Linked DNA regions of Homo sapiens: region 2 is linked to region 1. Evidence: read pairs that join two places in POLR2A ChIA-PET (ENCODE). Cell type or tissue: Panc1. All regions are shown on one strand. Links, peaks and the distances in the headings refer to the core of each region. The heading gives the core; the rest is flanking DNA.

Region 1 (4,405 bases), core at 233-4,232:
GCACCGGCCCAGTGAATGTCTGTCTGTACAATCCTGGTTAGGTTTTTTAGAAGAAAGTTGTTTAAAGAAAGGTAAAAAAGCATAGAGACTTTTGAAACCTGTTTTGTTTTCATGTTTCTCTAAAATTTCTCTGGGAACAAAGGCTGTTTCTTGCCAATTATTGGAAGAGAAGGGAAGTATCCTCTGTTCACCTTACCGAGTTTGCCTCTTCAGGGCATGTTTTTGCACAGAGAAATCTCTTACTGTAGCCTCATGCCTTAGGAGAGAGGTCAACAGACTTTTTCTTTAAAGGGCCAGATGGTTAATATTTTAGACTTTGTGGACCAAGAAGCAAAATCAAGGATAGTACATAGACACTTACATAAAAAGAAAGAAAATATATTTTCACAACATTTTTATTGGTAAAATTCAAAATATAGTGATTATAACAATTCGGTACAATTCTTTTGGAATACAGGTCTACTAATGAAAAGAATGAAATTCACTTAATCAGGAGTTTAAAGTTACAGTTCTAACTGGGCCCAGTGGTTCACGCCTGTAGCCCCAGCACTTTGCAGGGCCAAGCTGGGTGGATGGCTTGAGCCCAGGAGTTTGAGACCAGCCTGAGAAACATGACAAAACCTTATCTCTATAAAAAATAGAAAAATTAGCTGGGTGTGGGAGCACACACCTACAGTCCCAGCTATTCTGGAGGCTGAGTTGGGAGGATCACCTGAGCACCAAGAGGTCAAGGCTACAGTGAGCCATGATCACACCATGGCAACAGCCTGGGTGACAGAGTGAAACCCTGTCTCAAAAAAAAAAAAAGTTAGAGTTCCCTATCATCAAATAAATTGCAAATATTTATTTGTAAAAATTATTCTTAGCTCATGGGCCATACAAAATAAGATGGCCAGATTTGACCTGAAGATCATAGTTTGATAACTAAGAGACTTCATAACCGTGCCATGAAAGGGTTAAAAGGCAGACGAAAGCAAAGACCAGCAACAGTAGAAACTGTAACTTACATTTTTTTCTGAAATATATTTATGTGCTTCTTTATTGCACACTTCATTTTACTTGACCTTCTCTTTGATTGGCCAAAGGTATCCATTTGCCTTGGGAGTAGATTAGAATTCTTAAGCAGAAATGAAAAGGGGGAGAAACAATCAATGTTTAGTGACTGACTACTAAAATAAAAATGTTCAGTTCCTAGTAAGACCAGAGTACTGAAGTCAAGCATAGCTGAGAGAGTTAAACTTTTTAAAAAATTATTTAAATTTCTCTCTATATCTAAAGAGCCAGATTTGACTGGCTGCTACCTTCGGTTTCACTCATATGAAGAGACAGGTTTCACTGACTGCTACCTTCAGTTTCACTTAGCCAAAGTGAATTCAAACTGTCTCCACAGGAGAGAAGAAACACTGTGTGTCATTGGGCATTATGTAAGTCACCTAAACCTCGGACTCTTTATCTGTAAAATGGGAATAATGATTCCTACTTCCTATGGTTATGTGATTAAAAGACCTAATGAATATAGAGCACTTTCCACAGTATATGCCAACAGTACTCAGTAAACCTTAGTGCTCTGACTGTAGTAGATAAACAGATCAAACAGTTCATCTTTATGTATGATGTAAAGAATATCCATTACATCTGAGGTAATCCACAAAATGAGTTTTTCCTTAAAGGCGTCTACTGTCTAATCATTCAGGGTCCATTTTCCATGCATTGCTTATGCAAAGCTTATTATCCTCTTCCTTCACAAGGTCCTCTTTTACCTGACTCCATGCTCACTGCCTCACCGTTACCACCTCTCCTAGACCTGAGCTTGCTCTGCCACAAAGCAGGTAGTGTCCACTCCGCCCACTTCTCTATACTCTTGGACTCAGCACTACCGCTTCTATGGGCTCTTCCAAGGTTCAGAAGCCAGGACGCCAGTGAGTCAGTTGCCAAGTCAGAGCCACAGGCTCAGCTGCTGTGACGCGCCCCTCCCCTTGCGTCATTAAACAGTCAGAAGACTACAGCACGTGTCCTTAGGGAAAAGAAGGCTCTCTTGAACCGGTGCAAGCCTCTCCCTTTTCCACCAGTCATTTCAGAGTCTCAAGCTTAAAAGTGTATTCTCCAGCAAAGAAAAGCTGTCCCATACTTAGAGCTCTCCTCCCAGTGAAGATCCAAAACAGACTATGAGCTTATTAATGGTCATTCTCATAGAATTGTAACATTCTAGAGCTGAACAAGGTTTAAAGGTAGTCTAATACAGCCCTTTCATTTTGTAAAAGAAGAAACCGGGGCCCAGAGAAGCTTTGGCTTGTCTGAGGTCACAGAGCCAGATGAGACCTGATTCTTAGTCCTGTATCTTTCCATTAGATCCTACTATTTTCTGTTTGATCTGGTGGTAAAAAGACAGGGTTGGATTACATCATGCATGCCCTTTAAATAATACAATCCAAGTAACTGCCATATTATAGGGACTATTGACAAAAGAAGGGAACACCCTCCTCCACTGAGATCTGCATATATTGCAATAAGCAAATGTCTTACATTTAACTTGATTATCTGAAAATTGAATTTACATAACTAGGAACACATGTGATATTATGATGGGACTAATGCACACCAAAAAGGATGACTTTTATCTACAAAATATACTCTTAGTATCCTGACTAGGGACAATGAAAAATTCAAGATGTTCAATTCTCACCCATCTGCGGTGTGTGTGTGTGTGTGTGTGTGTGTGTATATATATATGTGTGTGTGTGTGTGTGTGTGTGTGTGTGTGTATTTATCCTGACAGTATATGACAGATCAAAATTTTCAATTGGTGAAGTTTCCTATAAACAAGGAAAGACCTGGCCCTGTTATGAGTTTGCCCTTCAAGCTGGAACTCCAGCTGGGACTAAATCCAGTGCTGTGGGGCTCAGCAGTCGATGTTGTTGAGACTGAACACAGATTATAAGGACATTGCATTTATCTAGACTTTGGTTAAATATAAGGGTTACAATAAAAAGAAAGAATATATCATGTCAAATTTGGCCAAATCCATGTAAACTCTAACCTACTTAGCCTACTCAGCATACACATTCTGAACTGTAAACTATAAACATTAGTTGACTGATTAGTCCTCAATTTCACCATGGATTAAATAACAGAACACAGAGTTACTGTGAGACTTGTGGTAGAAAATCTTTAATTCATTCCCCACATATGTGCTAACATTTGATACAGCTTAGAATTTAAAAAAACATAAAAGAAGGCTATAAAGTAAAAGTTACAAAAAAGGGGGAGGAAAAGGAAAAGGAGACAGATGATTTTATCAGAAACTTGGAATGAGGCACTTGTCACAACTAAACACTGAATTTACCCTGGGCTTCCTGACCACAAATAGTAGTGATGAAACTAAGCTCCTCATTTTTATATATTTATAACCACATAGACAGCACTTTGTTTATCTCATTTAATCCCCCTGGTTTCACATATTTTGAAACCAAGGGAATCACATATGTAAAGAATTTTCTGAGTTGCATGGTTATAAGCCAAAACTGCCTAAACTAATGTAATGAAATTACATTATGGACTAATTGAAGGTCTACGATTACTTATCCAAAACTACTGGGAACAGAATTCAGAATTATTCAGGATTTTAAAATGTAATCAATTATATAGAACCTATGTTAAGTATCATATGTTACATATCATATTCAGATAATCTAGGGTAGTACCCTATAATCAGACAGATTACTATTTCTAAAATGAAATCTATAAGGGGTTACACTGGCTGGTGTAGGTGAAGTCTATAAATATCTTCACATAAGTTCACACTAGATTTGATTTTGCACCACTGGAATTTGTCACAAATTTATGAAAAAGTTTAATTTTCAGAGCTTTTTGGATGTAGGAATGGTAGATAAAGAGATTATGCTTATGTGCTCACACACATACAAACACTTGCACATACACAACAAATAACTATACATAAGCGGTGCAAGCTTGGCAGTTTTTCTTAATATCTGTTTGACCTGCAACAAATCATATGAATCTGGGCCATTTTCACACACATTAAAAATAGGAGTAAATGTGGAATTAACCAAAGATAAACTGTGACTAAATGTTGCAAACACTCTTCGAAGCACTCTCCATGAATGAGCATAGCCGGGAGGTTAGCAGACCTGAACGCCTTCACAGCTCTGCTGTTGACATTCCATGTGACCCCAGAAAAGTCACTTGGTTTCCCTGGTCCTCAGATTTCTCTCCTGTAAAATGAGGCCGTTGGAAGTGATGGTCTCTAAGGCCCTTTTCAGTTCCACAAGCTGTGCTTATAAAGTTTTTCATTTTATTCATGTCTATAGGTTTAATTTTTAAAAACAATACCCAATAATAAGGTTTCAAATTATCTCTTGGTCTAATGTGCCTGTTTTTACACAGT
Region 2 (4,405 bases), core at 152-4,151, 440 kb after region 1:
GCGATCTCGGCTCACTGCAAGCTCCGCCTCTCGGGTTCACGCCATTCTCCTGCCTCAGCGTCCGGAGTAGCTGGGACTACAGGCGCCCGCCACCATGCCCTGCTAATTTCTTTTTGTATTTTTAGTAGAGACGGGGTTTCACGGTGTTAGCCAGGAAGGTCTCAATCTCTTGACCTTGTGATCCGCCCGCCTCGGCCTCCCAAAGTGCTGGGATTATAGGCGTGAGCCACCGCGCCCGGCCAATGTGAGCATGTTTAACAGTAGTAAATTGTACACTTAGAAATGATTAAGATGGTAAATTTTATGTTATGTGCATTTTTTGTGCATTTCACCACCATCTAAAAAACTATATTCCAGCCTGTAATCCCGGCACTTTGGGAGGCCAAGGCGGGTGGATCATGAGGTCAGGAGATCGAGACCATCTTGGTTAACACGGTGAAACGCCCTCTCTACTAAAAACACAAAAAATTAGCCGGGCGTGGTGGCGGGCGCCTGTAGTCCCAGCTACTCGGGAGGCTGAGACAGGAGAATGGCGTGAACCCGGGAGGCGGAGCTTGCAGTGAGCCGAGATCGCGCCACTGGACTCCATCCAGCCTGGGCGACAGAGCGAGACTCCGTCTCAAAACAAAAACAAAAACAAAAACAAAACAAACTATATTCTAAAAGCTCCATCTTTAAATAAATACTAATTTGTATTACACCCTCCTGCTAGAGAATGACACTGCATTCAGCATATCCAAATGTCTTAGACATCCTGCACTTAAAAAAAAAAACTTTTAAACTTTAACCCAGTATTTCTCAAATTCCTTCTCCCAATTAATTTAACATTTAATATTCTATGGAACTTACACTTGAAGGAGTCCCATTTGGGAAAAAGTTATCTGGGATCTTTCCAGCTCAAACATGTTTTTATTCTTCAAAGACACCATATGAAAATATGGGCTTTGCCAAAGTAAGATATTTGATAAATATTAATTCAGGCCTTCCGAACCTTTTCCATATCATGGCATGTATAGAAAGTAATATTTGTATGGCACACTGGGGTAAACTGACAAGGTGGCTTAGGGCTGAGGAGTGCGGTAACTCAGTTACACCCTTGGATAAAGATCTCTAACCAGGTGTTTAAAAAGTTATCACTGAGGAAGCTGCATGACATAGCTTGTTCTCCAGATGTCATTAGTTAGCATGTTTACACAGAGAAGCATTAGAGGCAGATCATACAAAACTCTATGCTATTTGGTTTGCCTTGGCAGCAATTTATTTTCCACTTTAGAGAAACCAGAAACTCTTCTGATTACCTATGGCTGTGGATATTATTGGTCATTAGACCTAACTGGCAATCCCTCGTGGTATAAGAGTGAGGGATAAGAGGTTTCCAGGAGGATAATACTCTTCCACAGTCTATTTAATATACTCAAATGATGAATTCAACAGCCTCCTATTTTTAAAGCGAGAGCATATATCCTAATGTCATAAGCAGAATAATTCTCATTTAATGGGGGAAATTTTTTTCAACTTCACATTTCCTAGAGGAACAAGTATTTGGTGTAGTAATAGGGATTGGATGTGGGAAGAAAAGGACATTTATATTAATACATTCTTAAAAGAAATACAGCATAGATCAGTGAGTGAGATCAACATTTGTCACGCCTCAGGCCTTTTTCTGAAGTCATCTTCAGCCCTTCCTCTCCACTCTATTCCTCAGTTGGTATCATTCTATAGTATCACATCTTCTGAATGGCTTACTTAAAGATTCTAGACTGATGGAAAAAAACAAACAAACAAACAAGAAATTGATTAGATTTGACAACGACCTACATCATTGTTCAGTTAGTATTTTTATTCAGCTCACCTAGAAACTAAGCAGTCATGATCCACTTAGTAACAGATGTTTTGATTTCAGAATTGCCAGGTCTTCCCCAGATTATCTTTTGTACTTACTGTCATTTTCCCCTTTAAACAACTTTTTTTGGCCTTAGTCTTTACTGTCTTTTCTGAGAATCCTATTAGAGTTTAAGATTTAAAACTAGATGTAGAAATACATCCTTGCTTAGTGTCAGGGAGCCACTGTGAAATCCCATTGACAACCTATTCTGGGCTTTAGAGCCAGAAGTTTAATTACCACCTATTGAGCGAGTTTGATTTGTCACTTCTTGGGTTCTGGCCAGGCAGAGCTAATTCCTCCTAGCAGAGCAAGGTCGGTGGGCAGGAGCCAGAATTGAGAAAGTGACGCAGTCACTTCAGCTTGTCCAGCTTCAGGCGTAGATGAAGGGAGTTAAGTGTGCCAGATTAAGTCCAAAGTGGCACACAAGCATGAGGGGCAATAAGGGCACCTGGTAAACCACAGCAAGAGGGAGTCTGCAACTAAGAAAGGGGGAGTGTGGTGACTAGCAAGGAGCAAGCGCTTGCAATTTTCAGAAGTCCAGGCAAGCTGTGCTGGCACCAGACAGGAAACATTGCGGCTGCGCTTCAGTCAGAGGCTGGCTTCAGCCTTTGAAGGAGACTGACAGGGGGTATTAAGTAGTTACTGGAATGAGACCTGTAAAAAAGGCAGAATAAAATCAGTAATAACAACTGAATAATAACAACTGAAGAAATCAATAGACTATTTAACCACATCTGTAGGCCTCTACACAATCTAGTACTGTGGAGTATTAAATGAATGAGATAGATTTAGAAATAAAAAACCATTCATGGTATATTAAGGAAAATTCAAATCATAGTATATTACATAATATGTTAGTGAAAGGAACTTTGGGACATGGTAGTGTAGAACTCTGTTCAGATGAATGACACAAACACCTTAGGCATACTTTATAGGGACAGATATACTTTGTTTGCCTTTTGTTTTCATCCATCTATCCTGAGGAAGGTCCACAATTATTGAATAATAACTGCCTAAAGTGGTAACATGTCTCTGGTACTCCTGAAAAGAGGCAGCTTGTTGTGGAGGGCAGTGTGAGTGGTTAGGGCCACAAACTTTGGATCCCAACTACCCGGGTTTAACTCTTTCTTCTACTGCCACTACTCGTATGACTCAAGTCCTTAACTTCTCTATACCTGTTACCCCATCTGTAAAAGGGGGACAGTAGTAGTACATACCTCAGAGGGTAGTTATGAGAATTAATAATAATATTTTAGAAATCTGTGGAAAAGTATCTGGCCTATAATTAGCCCTATAAATGTTTGTTAAGCAAATACACAAATAAAATACATACTTTCCCAGCTTCCAGGAATCAGGAACTAACTTAGACTTTTCTTTTCATCTCACGTGGATATTGTTCTCGTGGAATGTTGAACATTTCTTGAAGTATTGTTTTAAGCACTGTGGAAAAAATAATAGTTAAAATTGTTAGCAGATCATGGAATTGGATTTTTGACCTCAATCCTTTTGAAATTAAGAAAAAAATTACACTAGTCACTTTAAACTGGTTGTTCTATATGTTTGTGCTCTAACAATATAGAAACTAGATATTGTTATATGATTTCCTAGATACAGTTAATCTAGGCTGGGCATGGTAGCTCACACCTGTAATCCCAGCACGTTGGGAGGCCAAGGCGGGTGGATCACTTGAGGCCAGGAGTTCGAGACCAGCCTGGCCAACATGGTGAAACCCTGTCTCTACTAAAAATACAAAAATTAGCCAGGTGTGGTGGCGCACACCTGTACTCCCACCTACTTTGGAGGTTGAGGCAGGAGAATCGCTTGAACCCAGGAGGCGGAGGTTGCAGTAAGCTGAGATTGTGCCACTGCACTCCAACATGGGCAATAGAGTGAGACCCTGTCTCAAAAACGAAAAACAAAAACAAGCTACTATCTTGTTTAGATAGCGGATCTTTTCCCCCTCATAGAGAGTGCTTTGGCAGTTAGGAAAAGTAAATCACACCGAAACTGTTTATGGCGACCCCCCTCACCCCACACACTGTGAGCTAGTTAGACAGAAGATAATGCAATTTACAAATATCTGTGGGTGGCCAGGCCTGATTAGTACATGTAAAAGAAAAGTCATTAGATACACTGTGACTTCAAATAATGAGGCAGAGTAATAGGATTTGTTTTAATAAGATTTTGAGAGATTAAACCTCCTAAATCTTTGTAGTTCTGTCAGGTAAAGTTAAGGAAACCAGCACTCCACAACATAAACAATGGTGTTCTATTTAGAACCCCTGCAAAATTAGATGTGATTGGCTTCTCCTAAGACATTGAGTTGTAGTTAGTTGACAGGTTTGTTGGCCAGTAAGCAGTGGTGCTATGGTGAATAGTGCCCTTTTTGTATTTGTATTCTTTTTGGTACAGATGTATAATCTCATAGAATAATTTCAAATTAATTAGTATTGCAGCTGAACTATGTGATGCTATCACAATTTGGGTTAGTGGGTGAATTTAGTAGTTTTGGGTGCTGTT

What was found. ChIA-PET counts read pairs that join two places held together with the same protein. Peaks named below come from ENCODE experiments on the same cell type or tissue, not always from the same donor. Only the 100,000 strongest peaks of a DNase experiment are listed, where the experiment ranks them.
Region 2: POLR2A ChIA-PET joins it to region 1 with 5 read pairs; 2 of 35 experiments call an interaction of 5 or more read pairs at or near these places.

The regions. Positions count from the first base shown.
Region 1 is chr7:116,629,166-116,633,570 of GRCh38, forward strand. All of the region lies in intron 2 of COMETT (cytosolic oncogenic antisense to MET transcript), which reads right to left. Among named protein-coding and RNA genes, the nearest start is that of MET, 41 kb to the right of the region's middle. RefSeq lists enhancers at 1,246-1,365, 4,274-4,405 and a silencer at 2,996-3,196. In Panc1, for the core only: no CTCF peak of the experiment used is centred there; DNase peaks (open chromatin) are centred at 1,946 and 2,943; H3K4me3 peaks cover 811 bases; H3K27ac peaks cover 3,877 bases.
Region 2 is chr7:117,070,602-117,075,006 of GRCh38, forward strand. All of the region lies in intron 1 of ST7 (suppression of tumorigenicity 7), which reads left to right. It also overlaps a transcript of ST7-AS2 not described here. Among named protein-coding and RNA genes, the nearest start is that of MIR6132, 53 kb to the left of the region's middle. In Panc1, for the core only: no CTCF peak of the experiment used is centred there; no DNase peak of the experiment used is centred there; H3K27ac peaks cover 583 bases.